Linked DNA regions of Homo sapiens: all the other regions are linked to region 3. The links are chromatin contacts, found by Hi-C or POLR2A ChIA-PET in ENCODE. All regions are on one chromosome and are shown on one strand. The core of a region is the stretch at or near the end of the contact, and the rest is flanking DNA. Distances in the headings are between cores, read along the strand shown. Region 1 overlaps CRTC3 (CREB regulated transcription coactivator 3). Region 2 overlaps CRTC3-AS1 (CRTC3 antisense RNA 1). Region 3 has its middle 27 kb from the start of NGRN.

Region 1 (3,960 bases), core at 743-3,242, 330 kb before region 3:
AGAAAAATAAAATTGAGACCTCAGAGCCCTCAACGTGACAGCAGATGGGCTTTCTGACTGAGAAGAAAGATCCATGGGTGATCAGGTGGGAGTGAAGGCAGAGAGAGCAGGGGCGCGGCAGGGAGAAGCGTCCAACAGCACAGAGCAAGGATGGAAAAAATGTGACCACTGTGAAACAGGTCATTAGTAACGTTCACACAATTCCTCTGCAGCTGGGAGAAATACAGGTGGTTCCTTTCCAAATATAGTTACTACCTAACGGAGTCACCACTGATCTAAGGAAAGTAATGCGCCCCCCGGTTCAAGACCCTCTAACGACTCCCATCTTCTCTGCGTCAGATCCAAGCAATACAAGCCTCCTTGAACTCCAGGCCCACTCCTGCCTTGGGGTCTTTGCACTTGCTGTTCCTGCTGCCTGGAGCCCTCTCTGCGTCGCTTCACACTATCAGAAAGGTTTCCTCAACGCCCGCTGGTGGCTGCCTGTCCACCTGCCACAGTTGCGTCTCCTTCAGTGCATTTACCCACACATGACTTTTGCTGTGCTTTGCTTATTTGTTTCTGCCCATCTTGCTCTACTAGATTATTAGCTCCTCGAAAGCAGGAACTTGATCTGTTTTGTTCATTGTTTAACCCAGTGCCAAGAATTAGGGGGTCAATAAATATCTGCATGACTAGAAGTCACTGAATGGAATTCTATCTGTAAAGTAAGAGCAAGAAAGCAACTTTCTCTACCTAAGAAACACCTGCTTTAAAACTCTCCAGGTTGGCCAGGCATGGTGGCTCACACCTGTAATCCCAGTGCTTTGGGAGGATCACTTGAGACTAGGAGTTCAAGACCAACCTGGCCAACATAGCAAGGCCCTATCTATCTTTAAAAACAAAACAGGCTGGGCATGGTGGCTCATGCCTGTAATCCTAGCACTTTGGGAGGCCAAAGTGGGTGGATCACCTGAGGTCAGGAGTTCAAGACCAGCCTGGCCAATATGGTGAAACCCTATCTTTTCTATAAATAAAAAAATTAGCCAGGTATGGTGGTGCACGTCTGTAATTCCAGCTACTTGGGAGGCTGAGGTAGGAGAATCGCTTGAACCTGGGAGGCAGAGGTTGCTGTGAGCCAAGAGCATGCCACTGCACTCCAGCCTGAGCGACAGAGCGATACTCCATCTCAAATAAATAAATAAATACAAACAAACTAACTAAACAACAACAACAAAAACCTCTTGAGGGCTAAAGTACTGCAGCCCAATTCTATAATGTTAGGCTTTCAGAGCCTGAAGGTTATCTGATGGTTAAGCCAAAATTGATTCTTGAGGAAAATGTTTGTTTTTGTTTTTGTTTTTGTTTCCAAATTTCCATTTTACCAGGAAGCCCCTGAACCAGACTAGGTTGAGGGAGACTCCCTTGAGGAAAAGCTTGCCCCTTCCATGGGAATGTCCTGCACCTCTCGGCGGCCTGTCTTTTGTTGGGCATGCGTCCTGGCAGGCTTGCCCACTTTCTGAAGCAAACATCAACCCGTGGCGCAGCTCAGCAAATCACCTGAGTTTACGTTTAACCTGCCAGAAAGAATGTCTGAGCTCCAGGTACTCAGTAGAGAGTGCCTTGACTGCGCTGCTGTGAGATACTCACAGGAAGCTCTGTTGGGGGAAATCACATTCAATGACTGCTTGAAGTGGATTTAGTTCACCCACTGACCCACTGGTGATTGTATGTACTAAGTCAGATCATGCAAGAATCCCATTTCCAAACCACATTATTTTGGCCCTGCAGCCTTGCTGTTTCTGAATTGGCTTCAGTTCCAAGTGGTGGGACTGCTCTCACGGACACTATGATAAACAGCCCCAGGAAGCCTCCTTGGGGCTCTCTCAGGACACAGCCCATCGAGTTCCAAGGGGTCCTCTCTGTGAACCTCCCCAGCAGCTGTCTGTACCGTCCCACGCAGCACACCAGCCGGCCCTCCCAAGGCAGTTTCTGTTAAGGCAAGGGCCTCATTATCTCTCTCATCTCCTCGTTCTCTCTTAGACTCAACTTCCTCATGAACTTCCTTTTTCATTTGCTTGTACTATATTTTTGTAAGTTGTCTCAAACCTTTTAGGGAGTGAAGTTGCATACTATTAAATCCACTAACAAATTAATGGTTTCATAGAAACTTTTTTGTATTGCAAATGGAAAATATATTTATCTTCCATTTATGTTTTTAAATTGTTGTAAAATAAATATACCATAAAATTTACCATTTTAACCATTTCTGTGTGTACAGTTCAGTGACATTAAGTACATTCACAGAAACTCTCTTAATTAACTTCTGTGCCATTAAGCTGCCAGGTGAACTGATGCTTCCCTTTTCCCCTGGCCAGGATGTCACCGATGCCCACAGCCTGCCACAGCTCGGGGCTGGTAGGCTCCTCTCGATTCCTGCACGTTTCTGCTTCTGACACTGCTTCTACCCGGAGAGTTGTGTATTTACCAAGAGTCAGTTGTGTGATTCTCAAACATACTTATGTAAGTTTTGTTTGTTATTATAGTCATGTAATTTAATTAGTTTAAACAGATGAAATATGAGTATCAAAAGAGAGTGGCTGTTTTTATGAAAATGCAGTTGACTTTCAATTTATGCATAGCAAGTTACGTTTCTGAGAGTTCTGTAACAAAGCAGCGAGACTTTTGGGAAAAACCTTCAGGATAGTCCCTGAAACACGAACAGAAAGAATATTACTTACTTGCCACCTCCAACATCACAGGATCGAGGGCGTCCTGACAGGGACTGAATCTGAGAAGAGACAATGAAAGCTGGGCTTACTCGCTGTAAAGCCAAATTCAAGTTTTTGAAAAGTGTCTTCGTAAGGACCTTGAGGCTCTAGTGGGCGCAAGTGAGAGCTTGCGTGTCGACAGAGTCCTCACACAGCAGCCTTTTAGGTTTTGGCATGACTTTTTTAAACTCAAACTTCCAGGCCTAAGGGAGGCATAATATTAATACATTTTCCTAATTTGATGCCTTATCAATTTACCTTCTGGATTAACATTAAAAGACCAATGTTTTACACATAGAGCTTTTTACGGAGTTTCACTCTTGTCATCCAGGCTGGAGTGGCAGTGGCACATCTCAGCTCACAGCAACCTCCGCTTCCTGGGTTCAAGCGATTCTCCTGCCTCAGCCTCCCGAGTAGCTGGGATCACAGGCATGCACCACCACACTCGGCTAATTTTTGTATTTTTAGTAGAGACGGGGTTTCACCATGTTGGCCAGGCTGGTCTCAAACTCCCGACCTCAGGTGATCCACCCGCCTCGGCCTCCCAAAGTGCTGGGATTACAGGCATGAGCCACTGGGTCTGGACGACATAGAGCTTTTAAATAAACATTTCTTTTCCAATTGGCTTGAGAGGAAATGAAATAAATAAAAGAAAAAAGCAGGGTGAAAAAAGAAATGAATGTCAGAAGAAACTAAGCTATTTCAACTAGAATATAAGCTCCAGACGGACAGGAATGAGTATTACAAATCCACAAGAACCAAGGGAGATGAACATCTCTTTCCAGAGACCAGTCCCTGGTACTCAGGGAGGAGGGCACACCACTGCCCTCTTTGGTGGAGAAGACATAGTTATCCTCTGATAAAAGCCTCCACAACCACATGTGCCTCTCACAGCCAAAAGACAGTGTGGTTGCTTCTCCTGTGTTTAAATATGTAAATTTTAAATCATATCTCTTTTTTACTTCCCAAATGATTAAACATCAAATACATCTTGCTTTTACAAAAAGCCTTTTAAGACAACTAATGCTAATGGTGACTCTGGTAGACTTGGCAGAAGAAAATGGAACTGGGCCAAAGGGATCCTAAACAGGTGGGGATAGTTAAGTACACAGGCAATACAAACAATTGCAATAGAGCATCCTTAAGGGCTGGAACAGATTAACTGTTTTCTTTCAAAGTCAACACAGCTTCCCTCTGGGAAGAAAGGCCAAGG
Region 2 (4,094 bases), core at 482-2,981, 360 kb before region 3:
CAATGTAAAAACACGAACTCACAAAATTTGGGAGGGGGAAGGAGCTAGGAAGTGGTGGTGAGCTCATTTCCTTATCCTAAATCGTAGGTTGTCAAGAGATGCCATCTATAGTTGAAACATGCTGAAAGAATGAATCCAGCTGCTTAATATTTTTCTTTCCTTTAGAGAAATAATTTAGAACCAGAAGAAGCAGCGTCATTATTTGCAGCTTGGTAATTTCTTTAGTTACATTTAAGTTGCCTTTTGTTCTGTTAAATTTAAGTATGGCACTTTTTCTAAAAAGAGTATGTATTGTATGAGCCCATTTTGGTTAAAAAAACTCCTTTGAATATGTGCGTAGAGAGATGTCTCCATCCATGTTTCCTGGGTGTCAGCCATGATTATTTCTGGGGTGCTGGATTTCCGGACCACTTGAAATTTTTGTTTTTGGTACTCTTCGGTGTTACTTGAATTTCTTATAATGAGCATGCACTATTTTTATCAGAGCAAAGCTTTTTTAAAAAATTAAAATACATGTCTGGAAAAGAGAGAGAGAAAAAAAAAACACGTGTTCCTTTGCCAGGCTTCTATCTCACTGGGATCCGTGGGGACCCTTCCCAGAGGGGCTGCTCAGAGCCCACCTCTGCAGGGTGAAGGGTGCGATTCATTTCCGCACCCCTCACCCTGGTGATGGGCGTAGTCGGGGGCCGGGGGTGCACAGGGGAGGGAAACTTGTGAGCAGATCCTGAAGGATGCACTTTGGAGCCCTGGGTTCTGGGCTGGTGAGGTCAGGAGGCCTTGATGTGAGGCCCACTGGGTCCAGGCTTTGTGCCTTCACTGTTTAGTTGGGTGACAGAGCCTCTATGGGCCTGTTTCCTCTTCTGTAAACTCAAGAAGTCATCCTTGGCTAGGGGCAGTGGTTCACGCCTGTAATCCCGGCACTTTGGGAGGCCGAGGCAGGTGGATCACCCGAGGTCAAGAGTTTGAGACCAGCCTGGCCAACATGGTGAAACGCTATCTCTACGAAAAATACAAAAATCAGCCAGGTGTGCTGGCACATGCCTGTAATCCCAGCTACTCGGGAGGCTGAGGCAGGAGAATCACTTGAACGCGGGAGGCGGAGGTTGCAGTGAGCGAAGATCACACCACTGCACTCCAGCCTGGGCGACGGAACGAGACTCTGTCTCGGAAAAAAAAAAAAAAAAAAAAAAGAAGTCCTCCATGCCCTGCCTCGTTTTCAGGTTGATGTGAGGGATGTGTGTGGTGCTGTCACAGGGTTCAGCCTGGGAGGCCACATGGATTCCTGGCTTCATGCAGGAATTCAAAAGTAAGCTGACAAAGTGATAGCAAGTTTATTAAGAAAGTAAATGAATAAAAAAGGGGCTACCCCAGCAGCACGGGCTGCTCGACTCAGTAGACTTATGGTTATTTCTTGATCATACGGTAAATAAGGAGTGGATTATTTATGAGTTTTCCAGGAATGGGGTGGGAATTTCCTGGAACTGAGGGTTCCTCTTCCTTTTCGACCATATAGGGTAATTTCCGTACGTTGCCATGGCACTTGTGAACTGTCACGCGCTGCTGGGAGTGTCTTTTAGCAACTAATGTATTATAGTTAGTGAATAATGAACAGTGAGGACAACCAGAGGTCACTTTCGTCATCATCTTGGTTTTGGCGGGTTCTGGCAGTTTCTTTATTGCATCCTGTTTTATCAGTGTGATCTTTGTGATCTGTATCTTGTGCCTATCTCCTGTCTCCTCCTGTGACTTTGAATGCCTAACCTCCGGGGAATGCAGCCCAGCAGGTCTCAGCCTCATTTTACCCACAGCCCCTGTTCAAGATGGAGTCACTCTGGTTTGAATGCTTCTGACGGTGCAGTGTCTGGTAGTCTGGGTGGTCACTAAGGATACTTATTACTCCATATCATACAATTCAATTCTAGCCAACACCACTGCCAGCCCAGTTCAAGGGCTAAAGTTGAGGGGGTCCGGGGCTCTCTGTCCTGTTCTGGGTCCTAAGAGCCACTCTTATAGTTGCAGCTCCACCTAGTGTCCACATGAGGACATAGCAGCATATAGCTGGTTTATTGTAAACCCCAATTTCCATACCTGCCTACCATACAGCTTTATTAGGTAAAATGGACCAAAAAGATCTTTTTTTATTTTTATTTTTAATTTTTTTTGAGACAGAGTCTCGCTCTGTCACCCAGGTTGGAGTGCAGTGGTGTGATCTCTGCTCACTGCAACCTCTGCCTGCTGGGTTCAAGCAATTCTCCTGCCTCAGCCTCCCCAGTAGCTGGAATGACAGACGCCCACCCGGATAATTTTTGTATTTTTGGTAGAGATGGGGTTTCACCATGTTGTCTAGGCTGGTCTCGAACTCCTGACCTCAGGTGATCCTCCGGCTTCAGCCTCCCAAAGTGCTGGGATTACAGTCATGAGCCACTGTGCCTGGCCCAAAATAAGATCTAAAATCATTCCTTCCAGATCGAAAATTTAGTATTTCAAAACAAGTATACAAATTCAGTACTTTTCAAGATTAAAGTATCCTGTGTTTGAAAAGATGGCACAGGAGGAGGGGTGAGGAGAAGGAGGGGTGTGGAGGAGGAGGGGTGAGGAGGAGGAGGGGTGAGGAGGAGGGGTGTGGAGGATGAGGAGGGGTGTGAAGGGGGAGGGGGAGGGGTGTGAAGGGGGAGGGATGTGGAGCAGGAGGGTTGAGGAGGAGGGATGTGGAGAGGAGAAGGGGTGAGGAGGAGGGGGGTGAGGCGGAGGAGGGGTGTGGAGGATGAGGAGGGGTGTGGAGGAGGAGGGGTGAGGGAGGTGTGAGGCGGAGGAGGGGTGTGGAGGAGGAGGGGTGTGGTGGAGGAGAAGGGGTGAGGGGGAGGGGTGTGGAGGAGGATTGTGGAGGAGGAGGGGTGTGGAGGAGGATTGAGGAGGAGGGGTGTGGAGGAGGATTGTGGAGGAGGAGGGGTGTGGAGGAGGATTGTGGAGGAGGAGGGGTGTGGAGGAGGATTGAGGAGGAGGGGTGTGGAGGAGGATTGAGGAGGAGGGGTGTGGAGGAGGATTGTGGAGGAGGAGGGGTGTGGAGGAGGATTGTGGAGGAGCAGTGGGTGTAGAGGTGGAGGAGGGCTGTGGAATTTGGAGGGGTGTGGAGGAGAAGGAGGGCTTTGGAGGAGGGGTTGGAGGAGGAGGGGTGTGGAATAAGAGGAGGATTGTGGAGGAGGAGGGGTGAGGAGGAGGGTTGAGGAGGAGGAGGATTGTAGAGGGGGAGTGGGTGTGGAGGAGTTGGGGTGTGCAGGAGGAGGAGAGGTGAGGAAGAGGAGGTGTTTGGAGGACACCTGGTCTCCAGCTCCATGGCGGTGATGGGGGCTGAGCTCCAAGAGAAGGAAGCTGCTGTCAACAGTTCGGAAGAATTTGCGGATTTTTCGAGCCCCTACTGTGTGCCAGGTGCTGGGGAAGTGGCATACAAGTAAACATGCCCCTGTGCTTGCAGAGTTTGGAGCCCTGTGGGGAAGCTGGATGTCAATTGCAGGTGGACCCGGATCTCCAGAAAACAAGGGGTGGGGTGGGCATGAGCACTGGCTGATAGGCAGGTGGGGAGAGGGCTAAGTATGAGGGTCGTCTGCTTGGAGGGCTGGAGAAGTTGGTTTGGGAGGTCGATGGAAAGAAGATGATGGTGGAGGGGGAGGATGATAGGAGACAGGCATGGCCTGGGTGGTAGAATATGCAGAAAAGCCTTACTGGAGCCAGAGAGGATTTCGGAGGGGAGAGAGTGGCCAAAGGGTCAGGATGCGGCTGACATCAGAGGGCCTTGGACAGAGGCAGGAGAGTAGGGAATCCTGGAGGGCTCCCTGGGGCTGCGGGCAGAAGGAGGCTGAGCAGGAGTGCTCCTCCAGGAGAGGCAGGACACAGGGCTGTGGCATGAGGGGTAGCCGGCGGGGAAAGGAGAGTTTTCTGTTTGTTCTGAGGAAGGAGACTGGGCATCTTCACAGGCTGATGGGGAGGTGCCATCAGAGAGGGCTAAGTAGAAGGCCCTAGAACATCAGCAAGTCCTTGCGGAAGGTCAGGTTGACGTGGAAACAGGACCTCGTAAGGCATAGGGACGCTGGGGAAGG
Region 3 (3,681 bases), core at 1-2,500:
TGCTTCTGGCTTCTTCTGGGACGAGGCCACTGGGTGAGCCAGGGGCTGGCAGCACATCCTTTGCTCCTCCTGGGCACTGGTTCCAGCGGAGTTGAAAAATGCCACCTGAAGGCAAGAGGTGAGTGTTCTTGTAGGGGCATACACAGAACAACTGGGGCAGGGAGGTGGAGCGCAGCCCCTTCCCTTGGGGCCTCAGAGAGTGCACCTGTTGGTCACAGGTGAAATGGTGTCTGATCACTGGCTCCCGGAAGGAGTGAAAGTCCACAGAAATCAGAAAGCGGGGAAACCAAGAACATAAGGGGGTCTGGGAGGGACCACAGAGGAAGGTGGCAAAGTGGGGGCAGGGCAAGTCAGGCTCACCACCGTCTCCCGGCTCTCCAGGTCCCCTGGGATGTTCGGCATGGGCTGAGGCGCCTCCTCCTCCATCTCCTGTGGGGGGGTGGCCAGAGGGGTCCTCAGACAACCCAACAAGGGAGGTACTGTGGGCTCACCTCTGCCCCCACACTCACTGTGTAACCTTGAGCCAGCCCCTCCCCAGAGGGGAATGAGCTGTTCTTTATTTTTACTTTTAAGAACCAAGATCTTGCTATATTGCCCAGGCACAGTCCCACTACCGATTGGTGCAGGAATTCTGACCTGCTCCATTTCTGACCTGGGCCAGTTCTCCCATCCTTAGGCAACCTGGTGGTCCCCCGCTCCCAGGAGGTCACCATATTGATGCCAAACTTAGTGCAGACACCCAGTCAGCATAATGGCCAGCTGTCTTAAAGGTCTCTTCCATCTCCTCAATCCTACAGTGCTAACAGTCCCCCTTTCCTCCTGGGGCTCTCTCCTCTTCCTCTGAGTGGTGTCCCGTACCTTCCCCAGGGAGAGCCATGAGGCTCAACTGGGCCTGTAGTTGCTGGTTCTGCTGGCTGGTAGCTTCCAGGTGCTCCTGAGATGCCAGGAAAGAGGGTGAGAAGGCACAGAGGTTGCCAGGTTGTCCCTCTTGGGGCCCCGTCCTCAGCAACTCCCTCCCCTGGGTCTCCTGCAACTTTTGGCGGGCCATCTTAGCCACTGCTTTGCCCTGAGCTTCCTGCTGCTGCAGCTGGTCCAATGAGCCGGGTCTGCAGCAGTAACTGCCTGTGCAGCGCCTCCTTCTCAGAGGTCAGCTGCTGATAGGCTGCCACCTGCTGCTGATAAGTGGCCACGTACTGCTTCAGGTGACCCAGGTACTGGCCTCGCTGCTGCTGCAGACTCTGAGCCTCTTGGCTCTTCAGCTCCACCTGCTGGAAGTCCCTGGGCATGAGGGCAGCTGGTGGCTGGCTTCCAGATTCCTGGCCCATTAATAGGGTAGTGAGGGCACTGTGGGGCTCTGTGGCCTGCCCAGGCCCCTGGCCCCTTGCTCCAGGCCTAAGAGACTGCCTCCCTTGCCTAGAACCCCATGCCTCCTTCCCCAGCCTCAAATCTCACGTTCTTCTTCCAGCCATTTAAACTGTAGGCCACAGACTGGTGGAAAAGCAGAGGGAGCCAACCACCATCTGCTAAGTGTGCTACATGCCTAATGTTTCCACGTATTATCTCATTTAACCCTCGGCACCTCTGCGAAGAAAAAGCTCACTTCCTTTTGAAGTTAAAGAAACAGAGACTTAGAGATGGAAAGTAGTTGAATGATGACCAGTGGAACCGAGGCCGGAATCCAGTTTGAATCTAAGGAGTCGTTTTGGTTTTTTTCATATTTTGTTTTGGGACAGTGTCACTCTGTGTCCCAGGCTGGAGTGCAGTGGTGCGATCTCAGCTCACTGCAACCTCCACCTCCTGGGCTCAAGTGATTCTCATGTCTCAGCCTCCTGAGTAGCTGGGATTACAGGCATGCACCACCATGCCCGGCTAATTTTTTTTTTTTTTTTTTTTTGTAATTTTGTAGAGATAAGGTTTTGCCATTTTGGCCAGGCTGGTCTCAAACTCCTGATCTCAAGTGATTCTCCTGCCTCAGCCTCCCAAAATGCTGGGATTACAAGTGTGAGCCACTGCACCTGGTATAAGGAGCCTCTTATGCCACTGTCTCTTCCTCTGTGATTGGAGGGCTCCATGCCTCTAGCTGGGATGATGATGTCCAGACCTGGGAGGAGCCAGGGCTACCCACCTCTAAAAGTCAGAGGGCAGGAAGCAAGAAACAGTCATAGGACTGCCCTGGAGGGTGCTGGGGTCACCTGCCCCCAGGCTGCAGCTGCCTCTGGCCTGGCACCTCCCCTCCCCAGAGGCTGGTGCCCGCCTCCCAGACCTTCTTGGACGGGTCGGAGGTTACCGTCCCCTTCAGCTAGCCCAGCTTCTCCTGCAGCTCCTTTACTTGCTGCTCCAACTGCAGTGCGCTCTTGTTCTCGTTCTGGACAGAGAGAAGCAATCAGCAGCCACCCGCTGCAACTGGAGACCCCAGAACTTGGTGTCTGCCTCCCATAGCACTGGGAAGGGTGGAGGGAGGTTAGAAAAATCATCCCCTCTCTCCCACAGCCATCAGAGCAGGGCTCCGGCTCACAGGTGCCTTAGAAGTACCATTTCATGTGAGGGCTACACTGCCCCATTTTACAGGTGGGGAAACAAAGGCCTGGCGGGCTAGGGAGGAGGGCTGGGGTTGGGGGGCCCAGTCCAGTGTGCCTCAGGGGTGGTATGGACTCCGGCAACGGTCTTGTTGTCGGAGGGGATCTGTGGCTGGGTTGGGGGCCATGACCTGGTGCGTTTTACCTTTTTCCTGGCTGCGGCCCATTTGCCCTGTCGTGTTTTTTCTGACATCATGGGGTGTGGAGGGAGGCGGGGTTGGGCCACATCAGTGAAATCCCAGTGAGCACTGATGAATGCCTCCAGTCACCTACCAGGCAGCTGTGCAACTGAGCCAGAAGAGGCATAACCGGGGCCCCACTAGAATGCAGAATAGGGGCGTGGCCTTAATGCTCCAAGCCCATTGGTCAATGAGAAATATGAAAGGGAAAGGAGGCGTGGCCAGGTAGCACCGTGTCCAGAAGGACCTGTGGTTCACAAGGAAAGCTGCCCATGCAACCGCTGTACCCGACCACTCAGAGAGAGGGAGGGGCCGCCCACTCAGAGGGGAGGGGCCGGCTTTTGCTTTAAAACCTTTAAAACTGTAAAAAATAAACTTTAAAAAATGTATGTGTGTATTCTTTATATATATGTGTGTCTGTGTGTGTGTATCTACGTGTTCCTCCAGAGCTGTCTCCATTATCCAGCTTCTATGCAAGGTCTATAATTTTGGCCTATATTTTTCATCTTCAAATGGAGTACAATAATTACCAGTATTACCTTAACTGAGATACAGATCCTATAAAAATGGAAAATCCATAGCATGCTTGATGATTAATGAAGCAGGCTATAGTATCCAACATTCCAATAAGATAAAATAATCACAATGATTTCTCTTTTTTTGGAAAAACGTTTCTTTTATTCTCCTACATTATTAAGATTTTTTTTTTAAAACAAGAAACATGTCAAATATCTTGAAAAACACAAAGCTTTTGGGCTGGGTGCGGTGGCTTACGCCTGTAATCCCAGCACTTCGGGAGGCCAAGGCAGGTGGATCACCTGAGGTCAGGAGTTCGAGAACAGCCTGGCCAACATGAAGAAACCCCGTCTCTACTAAAAATACAAAAGCTAGCCAGGCATGGTGGTGGGTGCCTGTAATCCCAGCCA

The links. Hi-C counts contacts between places; a loop is a spot of excess contacts on that map. ChIA-PET counts read pairs that join two places held with the same protein, here RNA polymerase II (POLR2A). Pooled maps may share reads with other maps.
Region 1: a loop to region 3 is called in a pooled map, with 2.6 times the contacts of the local background. The contact joins two enhancer-like sites. A Hi-C loop is called at or near these places in 2 of 50 pooled maps. POLR2A ChIA-PET finds 5 or more read pairs at or near these places in 4 of 52 experiments (H1, OCI-LY7, PC-9 and 1 more).
Region 2: a map of PC-9 shows a loop between it and region 3 (12-fold over the local background). The contact joins two enhancer-like sites. A Hi-C loop is called at or near these places in 2 of 168 maps with a recorded cell type or tissue (PC-9 and mammary epithelial cell) and 6 of 50 pooled maps. POLR2A ChIA-PET finds 5 or more read pairs at or near these places in 3 of 52 experiments (GM12878, HCT116 and PC-9).

What each region holds. Positions count from the first base shown.
Region 1 is chr15:90,618,548-90,622,507 of GRCh38, reverse strand. CRTC3 (CREB regulated transcription coactivator 3) reads right to left here. Exons shown (of 15, transcript NM_022769.5): 9 at 2,718-2,767. It overlaps CRTC3-AS1 (CRTC3 antisense RNA 1), which reads left to right. Exons shown (of 4, transcript NR_120372.1): 4 at 2,355-2,499. Among named protein-coding and RNA genes, the nearest start is that of LINC01585, 40 kb to the left of the region's middle. RefSeq lists an enhancer at 1,653-1,702. Within about 2 kb of position 1,992, at least 5 of the 41 ENCODE cell types and tissues checked have a DNase peak (open chromatin) inside an H3K27ac peak, as active enhancers do.
Region 2 is chr15:90,646,173-90,650,266 of GRCh38, reverse strand. The region is part of intron 2 of CRTC3-AS1 (CRTC3 antisense RNA 1); the gene reads left to right. Among named protein-coding and RNA genes, the nearest start is that of LINC01585, 12 kb to the left of the region's middle. RefSeq lists a silencer at 3,480-3,663. Within about 2 kb of position 1,731, at least 28 of the 41 ENCODE cell types and tissues checked have a DNase peak (open chromatin) inside an H3K27ac peak, as active enhancers do.
Region 3 is chr15:90,291,085-90,294,765 of GRCh38, reverse strand. It overlaps the pseudogene GOLGA2P8 and the pseudogene RN7SL736P. Among named protein-coding and RNA genes, the nearest start is that of NGRN, 27 kb to the right of the region's middle. RefSeq lists enhancers at 549-1,049, 1,050-1,550, 1,394-1,553. Within about 2 kb of position 1,250, at least 3 of the 41 ENCODE cell types and tissues checked have a DNase peak (open chromatin) inside an H3K27ac peak, as active enhancers do.